Regions from separate parts of the Homo sapiens genome. Here region 2 is linked to region 1. Evidence: chromatin loops called from intact Hi-C (ENCODE). Cell type or tissue: ovary. All regions are shown on one strand. Links, peaks and the distances in the headings refer to the core of each region. The heading gives the core; the rest is flanking DNA.

Region 1 (5,993 bases), core at 838-4,837:
TGTGTCGTGAACTTGGCCCCGAGGTTTGGATGAGTGTTGTGTCCCTGGCTAGACTGACCCCTGGGGTGGCACCCTCATCCTGGAATCTATTGAGAGGCCACCCAGAGGCCACCAGGAACACCATGGGGAGAGGGAGGGTGGCTCGGGAGGCAGCCCCCAGAGGAGGCCCAACTGGCTGGTCCTTCTGTGAGCCGAGGCCACCCTGTGGCCACATCACAGTGCAGAGGGCTCAGGGAAATTGGACAGAGGCCACTTGGGGGACAGCGCAGCCATGACGAGGCCACCCCCAGACACTCAGGCCCCAAGTCCGGGAAGCCCCACTTGCAGCAGGACCACTTTTGACATCAGATTAGAACATGTTTTTCCTTAAAAGGGGTGGGGTTTTATATTCCACTTTGCCCCACCCCTCCCCAGTGTGCTCTTGGTCAGTGTTTCCCATATGGCTGCCCGGGGGCCAGGGACACACCCCACAGTGGACCTCACAGTGCCCACAGGAAGGCAGGGACACCTACCTGCTGGGTGGCCATTGATCCACAACCCATAATAGGTGACCCCTGAGCAGTGGGCCATGCTGCCCAGTCCACTGAAGACGTCGCTGTGCCACTGTCCCTGCAGAGAGAAGGGTGAGGCTCAGGCTGGTGGCTCCCAAGGGGCTTTTGTGGGTCCCCGCATGGCACTGCAGCTTCCTGGTGCTACAGCAGGGCCCCAGGACCAAAGGCTGCTAGAAAACCACATCGTCTCGAGGGTCCTTGCAGCCTGTCCCTCGGTGGTGAGAAACTGTTTCATTAGAATGCAATCCAATTTGCTTTGCAAAATATACTCCCTTTGGAATTTTAACGATGCCAGGAGGTATGGGAACAACGGCACAGTATATAAAATGCAAACAAAACCTCGAAGGGGCACATTTCAGCAAAAAAAAAAAATCCTTTTAATACAAAGATATTGTGTTTGTGGCATGTATCATAAAGGAGGCCTGAACCCGCAAACTGGCCGACTGTGGCGTTGGGATTAAGGTGCCCTGCTTGTCCGTTACACTGTTCATTTATACATGAAGAGGCCAATTAAAAAACACAGTTTGAAAAAATGTGCCCGTGAGCTTGGGAGAAATGCCTGTTCGCTGTACACCCCAACTCTGCCTCCTTCATAACAAGCCTGGTTTCCAAGTCATACAACAAAGCCTGGGAAAATCATGTGAAATAGCAGGGTGATTATTTTCATGGAAAATTTAAATGGTATTTCATTTGACTCTGAATTACTTCTATTAGAAGAAAAATTAACCAAAGGCACGTTTTGCTTCTGTTCACTCTCTGGCAGGAGCCAAGTGGGCTCCTGCTTCCCTGCCCGGCCCTCCCTGGGTGCCTTTCCCAGGGGAACCCCGAGGCAGCGGTGGCAGGTCTGCAGGGCGCAGCGTGTGCCTTCTGGGGCTTCTCCACGGATCCTGGGCCCTGGGATGTGTGGGAAGAGACAGCGAGGGCCGAGGGCCAGGGCTGAGGAGTGTGGCAGATCAGGGACAAGTGGATGGCGCTGGAGCTCTCTCTGGCTGCAGGGAGACAGGGCCTCTGCAGACAGTCCTGAAGGCGACTGGATTGCCCCAAAGGCCAGGGAGAGCCACAGTACATGAAGGGCTGGGGCAGGGTGGGGGCAACTCACAGCTGCTGGCTGGGAGCACGGCTCACGCCTCCAGGCAGGGGGCTCCGATCCGAGACAACTGGCAGCCCGCGTGGGTGCCCGGAGGCAGCAAAAAGGCAGCTCTCAGCTTCAGGAGAGGCTGGGCAGCCAGCTCGGGGTGCCAGGTGGGCAGAGGCCCGGCTGCTGTCTGGACAGGGCCCTTGCTCCTGAGGCTCTTGTTCCTCCAGCTCCCAGACCCCAAGATCCCAGCCAGCACCCACCCGGCTGCATTCCTGCAGTGTTCCAAGCTGAGCGCACCACTGACGTCACCCCATCGGCCTAGACAGTTGCCCTGAAGATCAGAGTCCGGTTCACCGTGCCACCCTGGGCTCTGGGCAAGCACCATCCACACTGGCAACTACAGTGGATGGGGGCCCCAGAGCTGACCACATGTGGGGTCAGGTGAGAGTGGTTCTGGGCTTCAGCTACCAAGGACTGGCGCAGAGTCCATGGGCTGCCCTGACTGCTGCTGCACGGCATGCCTGGAGGCCATGCCATGCCCTGTTGGAGGCCGTGGGCACCCTTGCATCCACAGAGCACCTCCCCTCAGCCTTGCCCCCTCAGCTCTCTGTCCTATGACTCCAGACGTTCCCACCAAACTGGGTGAGAGTCCAACGCATTTGATTGGCATCTCTTGAGGGTCCCTTCCTGGGACCATTGTCCTCACTGTCTCTCATCTCATTCACGCTGGACGGGGAGAGGCGCGAGTCAGCGCACAGCTGAGGGCTCTTCAGGGCGTCCGGGGCCCCCGTCACCGTCAGTGATGAGAATGGCGATGTCTGGTCTCTGCCCCCTTCCACCTGCTCGGCCTCTGGAAGGTGCCCCGGGCTTTCAGGAGGAGGGAGGTGGAGCTGCGGGGCAGGGCTGACACCAGCTGCAATATGGCGTCCAGGGTGAGTACCCAGTGAGGCTGTGGCTGGGCAGGGGAAGCCAGACACACTCGAGTCATGAGAAATGCAGAGGTGCAGAGCCCGCCTTTGGGGTGAGTGGCTCCTCCCATGGTTGGTCTGGGGCTGCGGCTCACGTATGTGGCACGAGCCTGCCTGGCATCCCCCTCCCTGGGTGCGCAGCAATCAGGTCAGGGCTTGGCATCCTCGGTACCCACCGCTGGTGTCCGGGTGGGAGGGCTGAGCCAGGCAAGCTTTCATGCAGCACTTGGTCAGTCCAAGCACATTTGAGTGATCAATTCAACTGATCCAATAGCCCGGTCTTGTCTAATTCACGTTATCAATCACACCTTTGACAATTCGGCTGTTTCTGTTTCATGTACCCCAAGCAGGAACGAGCAAGAGCTTATTAAATAGGGTGCAGGGGAGGCTCCTGATCCTCCTGCTGACGGCACAGACTGGGACACTGAGAGTCCTGGAGCAGCTGCCTCCCACCCGGGCCTCAGGGAGCACCCAGGCACAGTCCAGGCCGATGCCCAGCGTGGAGAGTTACGTGCGGGGCCTCAGCCACACACAGGCTGGGACCGAGGAATGGGCATTTTGCCACCTGCTCACCCTCCTCCTCCCTGCTGGGCCACTGCCTGGCACCCAGGTGAGCACAGGTGTGCGGTACGGGACACGGGAAGGTGGTGGTGGTCACACGACCTTTGGGGAAGGGCCACTGGGGTCCAGGTCCACACCCAAAACACAGAGGCAAACAGCGGTTCCAAAGTCAGGAAGCAGTCGTGCAGGATGATGGTGACACACATACGTCCCCCTCGGTCACAAAGGCGACCCCAGGACCACAAGGGTGTCCTCTGTGAGGGGCCCTCCCTTCCCTGCCCAGCCGGGTGGCAGAGCACTCAGGAGGCCCCGGGCAGTGCTCGGCTCTCCCCAGCTCCCAGCACCACTCAGCCGAAGGCTCACACCTTCCCTGATAGTCGACAAGCTCGGACGGCTCGGCTGGTGCAGGGACTGCTCTGGCGCTGGCCCACTCCAAGCAGCCTGGGGCAGAAGAGGTTGTGAGTGCTCTTCTTTCTCCCAATGGGAAGCACTTCTGGTCCATTCATGCTGTTTTCTTTCCATGCTTTATTGGAAGCTATGCCCTCTGTTTTCAGGCCCTAGTCAGGCATCCACCCTCCCCTGGCACCATCAGGCACTTCCTGCCTCTGGCCCTCCTGGGGGGGTCCTGGGTCTGGTGCTCCTTGGGGTTCAACAGCCCTGGGAGGTGGGGGTGAAGAGCAGGGGCTCCAGCTTTCCCCAGTGTTGGCCTCGAGGGTGCTGTGGTCTGGAGAAAGTAACCCCCAACCATTGCCAAACCTTGGGCATCAAGAGACGGGGCCTTTGCTGAGGTTCACGGCCTGGTGCACCAGGTGGGGGCTCCGAGGACCAGCTGCCCAGCCCCCTCAGGCCACGTCATGAGTGAGGAGCCTGCCGGACCCTTCTGCCTGGGCCCTGCGACTGCTCAGGGGCTGGTGTGCCTTGGTGGCACGGGTGGGGCTAGCTCTGGTTTCTGAAGACCGGCCATTTGCATCACTTCATGGTAACAGTGAGGACCAGGGGTCCTGCATTTGACCTCGCTGGTCCCATCGCAAGTGCCTGGGCTTCAAGGTGTGAACTGTGAGGAGTTCCAGAGGGGACATGGGGCCTGCCCTAGTGTAACCCTAGTGCTTCCATGACGGCCCCAACAGCCGGCCCCCTCCTCTGCCCCAGGGTGGTGGGGGGTCCACATGAGGCAAGCCGGCCAGACTCCCCACAGGCCATGCGTGCTCAAACACCCCAAATTATCTACATGATTCTCAGTGTTACATGCACCCCAGGAGTCCCCCACTGGCCCAGGCTTCCTGGACTGTGACCCCTGGGTCCAAGGGCAGTAGGCCCAAACGTGGAGGCTATAGGCCCCGTGGAGGCCCCCGGTTGGGCATTCCCACACACGCCCAGCTGAGGAGAGGAGGCTCGGGGACTGCGGCAGGCAAAGCCGCCCAGAAGGAGCCACCTGCTCCGTGCAGTGAGCAGGTGCTCGGCACCCAGCGGCAACTCCGGGAAAGCTGGCGTGTGAGACAGCCAACACTCACGGCGCAGCTGATACAGCCAGGGATGCCCGGAGGGCCGCGCTGCTGCCAACATGGGTAGGAGACACTCTGATGTGCACACACACGTGTGGCCTCTACTCTGTCTGCTCCGTCTCCCACCGAGGATGTTCTGGAGGACGTGTGGGGCCTGCCCAAGCCCTCGGGTCCTGGGAGGTCGAGCAGTAAGCTGTAAACTAGGAGTGTGGGGGACGGAGATGGCTGAGGCGTCACAGGCTGGTGGGGGTGCTCGTGGCCCAGGACCTCTGTGGCTTCCGGGACCGGCCTGAGCCGCGTGGCTCCTGTCCCTGTGGAAGAGGAGCCTTCTCTGCTTTGGGATCCGCTGTTCTTATTTTCCGTCAGAAGAAGCTGTAACACGTTTATTTTCAGGAATGCATTTTTTTCTAGAATGCATTTTTAAAAAAAGGTTCTTCATAGAGCTTTGCATTAAGGAATACTGGCTGCAAGGCAGGAGACACGGTTTGCAGAAAACACACCTGCTGTCGAGAGGGAGAACAGGTCTCCCGGAGGGGCCTCACCAACCCTGAGCTCATGGTGCCTGGGTAGCAGCCGATGTCTCCTTGAGTTTCTCCTACTATAGATGGGTGGATCAGAGCTGATGTAGGAGGTGCCAAGGGCATGATCCGAGGTGGGCAGAGGTGAAGGCCAGGAGAGAGAGAAGAAAGGACTTACCACTTTCTAGTCTTTTCAGAACATAAAATGATCTCTAAAAATAAACGAACAGCCGGCGCTGGTTGGGGTGTGGCTGGAGGGGCAGGGCAGTTCTAAGAGGCAACTCAGTGTCCAAGAAGGTCCCAGCGCCTACCTCGTGGCCCTGATCGATGGTTTAAGCTCCCAGGGAAGAAGTCAAAAGGCCAAACTCCTGTGCACAAAGGCACTCCACAAAGCCTGGCAGCACCAAACATGGTGAGGGGCAGGTGCTCACGGGTGGGGGCAGCTGGTGGCCAGGACTGGGGGAGACTACAGCTGCCAAGAAGCGTCAAAGAGGGGGAGACCGGGTGCGCAGTGGTGGCCACGGCTGACAGTGGGTGGGCTTGCATCTCAATTGTGGTTATTGTTAAGAGGGCTAAACTCATTAGGGTAACCTTTTACAAAAATAACAGAAAATAACCAGTGTTGGTGAGGCTGGGGAGGAACTGGAACTGTGTGCACTGTGGGCAGGAAGGTAAAAGGGTGAGGCCGCTGTGGAGAACAGCATGGCGGTTCCTCAAAAATTAAAAACAGAATCACCATCCGATGCAGCAGTCTCACCTCTGGGGCTGTGGCCCACAGGGCCTTGAAGAGTTCTCTGTGCAGCCGTATTCACAGC
Region 2 (5,411 bases), core at 445-4,444, 200 kb before region 1:
TCGGGCCTGGCCCAGCAGCCAGGGAGAGGTGTCCTTGACCATCTTACACCCAAAAGCCACACACTGTCTTTCCCAGCCGGATGTCATCATCTGGCCTCAGCCCCTTATTTGAATTCTGGAAAACCTCCCATGTCCACTTGAGCAGCTCCTTGGGGAGGGCACTGCACAGGATTCCTCCTGCCAGGGAGCCCCGGGGCACAGGGAGGGGAAAGACACAGAAAGCGGGGGTGGGACAGGGTGCAGCACCTGAGTCCCCGTGCTGCACGAGTGGCTGGGGGAGAAGCTGTTGTCTGGGGAGCCCCAGGGGGTGCAGGAGCGTGTGGACAGGACCCCACAGGCCCTGCGGCTGAGGACGCCGTGCACACCAGAGTGTTTCTGCTCCTCTCCCCTCTCTGGGCGTGAAACGGGGACATGGGCACGCGTGTGCAGCCGTGTGTGCGTGTGTGAAACGGGGACGTGGGCACGCGTGTGCAGCCGTGTGTGCGTGTGTGAAACGGGGATGTGGGCACGCGTGTGCAGCCGTGTGTGCGTGTGTGAAACGGGGACGTGGGCACGCGTGTGCAGCCCTGTGTGCGTGTGTGCCGTTGGGCTGAGTGTTCGTGTGTCGGGCATCCATGTGTGTTGTGTGCACATGCATACTGTGTTTGTACACACTCCACCCACTTCTGCATCCTGGTGTTTTCAATGAGGCATGCATGGTGTGCCTTCAGACATTTTTACACATTTTTTTTGCCATCAGAATGGGTGTGGGGCAGGCAGGGCGGGCAGGTCACTCGCCGCTGGGATAACTGGGCTCCCCAGCGGCCACAATGGAAGTCTCAGTAGCCAGAGAAGGACAGACAGCAGATTGGAGGACTGGAATATAGTCTAGAACCCAGCTTGGGATGGGGATTCCGTGTGGGACAGCGGCAGCGTCTCACCTCAGCAGGGACCAGGGGGACTTCCGGGGACGCAGAGACAGCTGCTGTCCTTGGGCAAAACGGGTCAGGGTCTCCCACCCCTCATTCGCTGGAACACATTCCCAACAGGTTGACTACTTGAACCTTTTTAAAAAACAAAATGGCTGTAGAAGGAAACACAGGAGAGTATTTCCGTTACTGCAGCGAAAGGGCTTCTTCAAGCTTAGTTCTGTAGAAGCAGAAACGAGAGAGGAGGGTCGTCCGCAGGTTCCACCAGTGCCTCGTGCCGGTGTGGTCACAGGTGCCCTGGCAGGACCGACAGCCCAGAGGCAGCCTGGGAGACCTCCGTAGTGTCAGGGACGGTGGCAGGGAGGCCGAGCTGCCAGGTGGAGGTGCTGGTTCTGTTTGGGAAGTGGAAGTCACAGAGGCCTGTGTGCCGCCTGCTCAAGCCTGGCTCACACTCGTGTCAACTGGGCATGAAAACCAACGCCAGCCAGGTTCGTCCTGCTGCCGGCCCATGTGGCCCCACTCGGTGATGGCTGTGTGCTCTCCCCCAGGGTTCAGCGTGGACTGGTGGGCGCTGGGAGTCCTCATGTTTGAGATGATGGCCGGGCGCTCCCCGTTCGACATCATCACCGACAACCCGGACATGAACACAGAGGACTACCTTTTCCAAGGTGCGTGCCCCGCTGTGCGTTCGTACCCCTCACCTGCACGACTGTCTTCCTTCCTTTTCAAAGGTGCAGGTGGAGGGGTCCCGCGGGTGCCTGGAGCGGCAGTGCCATGCAAAGCGTACCGGGAACCATTCCTCCTGGCCAGACCCTGTGTCACATGCCACTCCCCGGGCCGTGGGGTGGGGTTACCACACCTGTGGGTCAGCAGGAAAGAGAACCTGTCCCCATTCAGCTCCAACTCCCTCCTGCCCTGGCCAGCAGCACATGCTGGAGCCCCAGCATGTCCTTGACCGAGGCTGTACCGAGCTGAAAGCACAGCCCCCACCCCCAAAACCCACAGCCACCATCATGGGCTCCTTCCCACCTGGAGGCCCCGGGACCTGCTCCTGGTCTGGAATTCAGTGCTGTGGGGATGTGGGATCTGGGAACGCGGCTGTCTCCGCGGTGCCCTCTGGTGGCCAGCCTGCAGAGGCACCCGTGTACCTGCGATCTTGGGGCTGAGGAAGGGGAGCTGCTGGTTCACGTCCGATCCTACGACACGTGCCAGCGCATGTAACCAGGAGGCCCAGGGAGGACCCGGCGGGACTCCGGGTTATAGATATTGCTGGGCTGTAGGAAGGGAGGGGCTCCGGGGCCCCAAGGCTGAGCTCCCAAAGCTCTTGCTCAGAGTCAGAGTCTGGGCGGCACTGGGCAAATGGCACACAACACAGGCAAGTCCTCACCAGGCTCCGCCCTTGCAGTGATCCTGGAGAAGCCCATCCGGATCCCCCGGTTCCTGTCCGTCAAAGCCTCCCATGTTTTAAAAGGATTTTTAAATAAGGTACGTTTCTGGCCATGCTGACAAAATCTCGTTTGTGGCCTCGGTGTTGGTGGGCAGAGGGCCAGGCACGGCTGTTGGCCATTTTTTCATGTCGGCTGCTGTGTATCGGGTGTGTGGGTTGATTTTCCGCTTCAGTATTTGAGCTCTGTGTTCTGTGAATCGTCCGTTTTTACTCACACCTAACAAAATGAGAATGTGTGCCCAAGGAAAATGGAACGGAGCTTAACGTACGGGGAAGGAACTTTCAATAAAGGAAACATCTGATTTCCACCACCTGGGTCAGAGCATCGGGGGAGGGCTTGTCAGCACTGGGAGTGGCCACCAAGGAGAGGGGGTCATGGGGCTTCCGGGATGGGGCTGACTTGTCCTTGTTTGAACTCTGACCTCCAGGACCCCAAAGAGAGGCTCGGCTGCCGGCCACAGACTGGATTTTCTGACATCAAGTCCCACGCGTTCTTCCGCAGCATAGACTGGGACTTGGTAAAGCATCACAAAGCCTATTTGCACCCCCATCCCCATCCCAACCCCAAATCTACCCAACCCCCATCCCAACCCCAACCCCAATATTCACCCAACCCCCACCCCACCCCATCCGAACCCCAATATCCATCCCAACCCCAAATTCATCCAACCCTCACCCCACCACCAACCCAACCCCCAGCCCAACTCCCACCCCAACCCCCAACTCAACCCCCACCCCAATATCCACCCAACCCCACTCCAACCCCTACACCCCCAACCCCTCCAACCCCTATAATCTGGTGGACAGAGCCGGGGCTGTGTGGGCCGGGTGGGCTGTGTGAGCTCGCGCACCGCCGGGCTGGTCTTTGACATGGCCCCACTTGCGTGGAGCCAAGGCTCCTGTCTCCCAGAAGGGTCAGCTGGGAATGGGGGACCACCCTCCAGGGCCCCGAGGAGGGATGGGGAGACACATTTCGTCCTCCGGAGCCAGGAGAGTGAGGGGCCGGACGAGCTCGGCCCATGGCGCTTCCTGGCAACCCTCGACTGTGCTGGCTTGGTGCCGCCAGGAGCTAGCGGCACATGCGTCCTGACCTGTGAGCACATTGGCTGTTGGTTCCACAGGGATCTGATAGTGGGGGCCGGCCTAGAGAAGGGCGTTTGCTTTGGTTTCATGGCCGGTTTTATCAGCAGTTACTGGACAGGACCAGCAGTCGCAGCGTTCACGGCTTGAGCTTTAGCGTCGGGTATTGAAGGAGAGTGAGTCTGTGGACAGGGTGCGACGTACACTGGCTCGATTTAGGAATCTGATTTCGGTGGTGTGTGAGCAGGGTGCATTCGGTAGAAACTACTTTGAGTTTTGACCGTTCCCCAGCTGGCCGTATGAGGTCAGTACTCTCCTGTGATGAGGGGCGGTGACTGCAGCCCCAGCGGGCCACGTGATCAGGAGGGGGCCGAATGTCCCGAGGGGCTCTGCGTGCAGGGGGTTTTGCCGGACTGTAGGCTGGCGTGTGTCTGTCAGGTTAAGGCAGGTAAGGCTGCGCCGCTTGGTCGTGGGTTCTGTGTGGAAGTGCAGTCTCCACCCAGGATGTTTCCAGCGCCGCTCGGTCGTGGGTTCTGTGTGGGAAGCGCAGTCTCCACCTAGGATGTTTCCAGCACATGGAGGGTTTATTGGGAGGTGACCTTGTCTGAAGCTGAGGAGCGTCTGTGGAATTTGTTTCCAGCTGTGTAAATGGTTGCAGAGCTACTGAAATAAAACCTTTAAAATACACTCTCAAGGAAAAAAGCAGATTGGATAGCTCGTTCAGTGCATTTTGGAGGAGGTTGAACTGAATCAGGAGAAAGCCCAGCTCTAGCTCTGTCCTCCACCCCACCCAACTTTTCCAGGCAGCCTCGGCCAGCGTGGGAGGTCACTCCCTGGCCCCTGTGGTCAGTGGGGGCCCTTGTCCACACAGCCCAACAAGTCACTTTCTAGTCGAAGGCCTTGCTTTGCCTGTGCATGTGTGGGACCGTGGGGGAAGGTGGGGAGTGAAGTGGTCAGAACGTGCCCACACCCCTTCCTACATACAGCCCTTCCAGAGCCCAGCTGGGCTGCTGCCAAACTAGGACGGGGCCATTCTCTGTCGTGCGGTTGTCAGATGCACACACTTAGAAATGTTCTGAGCATAGGCACCTGCCACGGAATCACCTTCGCAAATTCTTCATTTAAATTTATGCCTCTGGTAGCATAAGGGAGAAGAGATCTGCCTTTGGTTCTAACTGTCAGTCATCCTCACGCCCAGGCCGGGGTTAGAGGTGGCGTCCCTTTTCTCTGGCTCAGGCACCCCTGGCCTAGTGGGGTTACTGGTGGCGTTCCCCTATCTCAGGCCACACCTGGCCTAGCTGGTGTTAGTGGTGGCATCCCCTTGTCTCTGGCCCACAGAACCCCTCCGGTCCACACACACACTCAGGTCCAGGTACCACCCGGCTGAACCCGTAGCAGGTGCTTAGTAGAATTACGTGAGGAGCCAGCATCCCCGCTCCCAGCCACCTCCCCTCGCCCGTCTCAGCTCAGTCTCCCCCGTGCCTTTCCCACCCTCTCTCTTCCAAGCCCACCACCGTATGGGGCCCACCAGCACCATGGGATCCAGGGAGAGCCCGATCCTGGGTGCAGCCTTGGTGCCAGCCGGGCCCCTGATCTTGTCTCTCAACCACTCTTGGTTTACCGGGAGTGGACAGATGAGGACAGATGGCTGCCTGTGGAGTGACGGGCTCCTTCTCTTCGGAGCACTGTCTAATCTGAGTGTGAGTCCAACCCTGCCCGAGCCGGAACTCAAGGAGACCATGAAGCCACCCTTGGCCTCTAGCTGGGAGAGGTCTGCGTCCCTGCAGCGAGCACGCCAGGTGATCTCTGGCACACACTTGCCGCGGGCTGTCTCTCGGAAGGTAGTCAGCGGCCCTGGCTTCCCACCTGGGTCCCACCACTGCAGAATCACCCCCGTGGCTGCCCACAGGGGCGGCTTCCATCACCCTGCTTCTTCCTGGCTGCTGCGGGCTGTGTTGTGACTTCCATCCCAGCCT

Evidence for each region. Peaks named below come from ENCODE experiments on the same cell type or tissue, not always from the same donor. Only the 100,000 strongest peaks of a DNase experiment are listed, where the experiment ranks them.
Region 2: a loop joins it to region 1, with 3 times the contacts of the local background. A loop is called at or near these places in 2 of 110 quality-filtered maps.

What each region holds. Positions count from the first base shown.
Region 1 is chr1:2,373,949-2,379,941 of GRCh38, forward strand. It overlaps MORN1 (MORN repeat containing 1), which reads right to left. Exons shown (of 14, transcript NM_024848.3): 7 at 513-609. Among named protein-coding and RNA genes, the nearest start is that of MORN1, 15 kb to the right of the region's middle. RefSeq lists a silencer at 1,287-1,481. In ovary, for the core only: no CTCF peak of the experiment used is centred there; a DNase peak (open chromatin) is centred at 2,503.
Region 2 is chr1:2,172,441-2,177,851 of GRCh38, forward strand. PRKCZ (protein kinase C zeta) reads left to right here. Exons shown (of 18, transcript NM_002744.6): 14 at 1,457-1,576; 15 at 2,314-2,393; 16 at 2,784-2,873. Among named protein-coding and RNA genes, the nearest start is that of PRKCZ-AS1, 8.7 kb to the right of the region's middle. RefSeq lists a silencer at 1,406-1,572 and an enhancer at 3,126-3,734. In ovary, for the core only: CTCF peaks have their summits at 2,048 (motif pointing left) and 3,757; DNase peaks (open chromatin) are centred at 2,051 and 3,751; H3K4me3 peaks cover 608 bases; H3K27ac peaks cover 1,312 bases.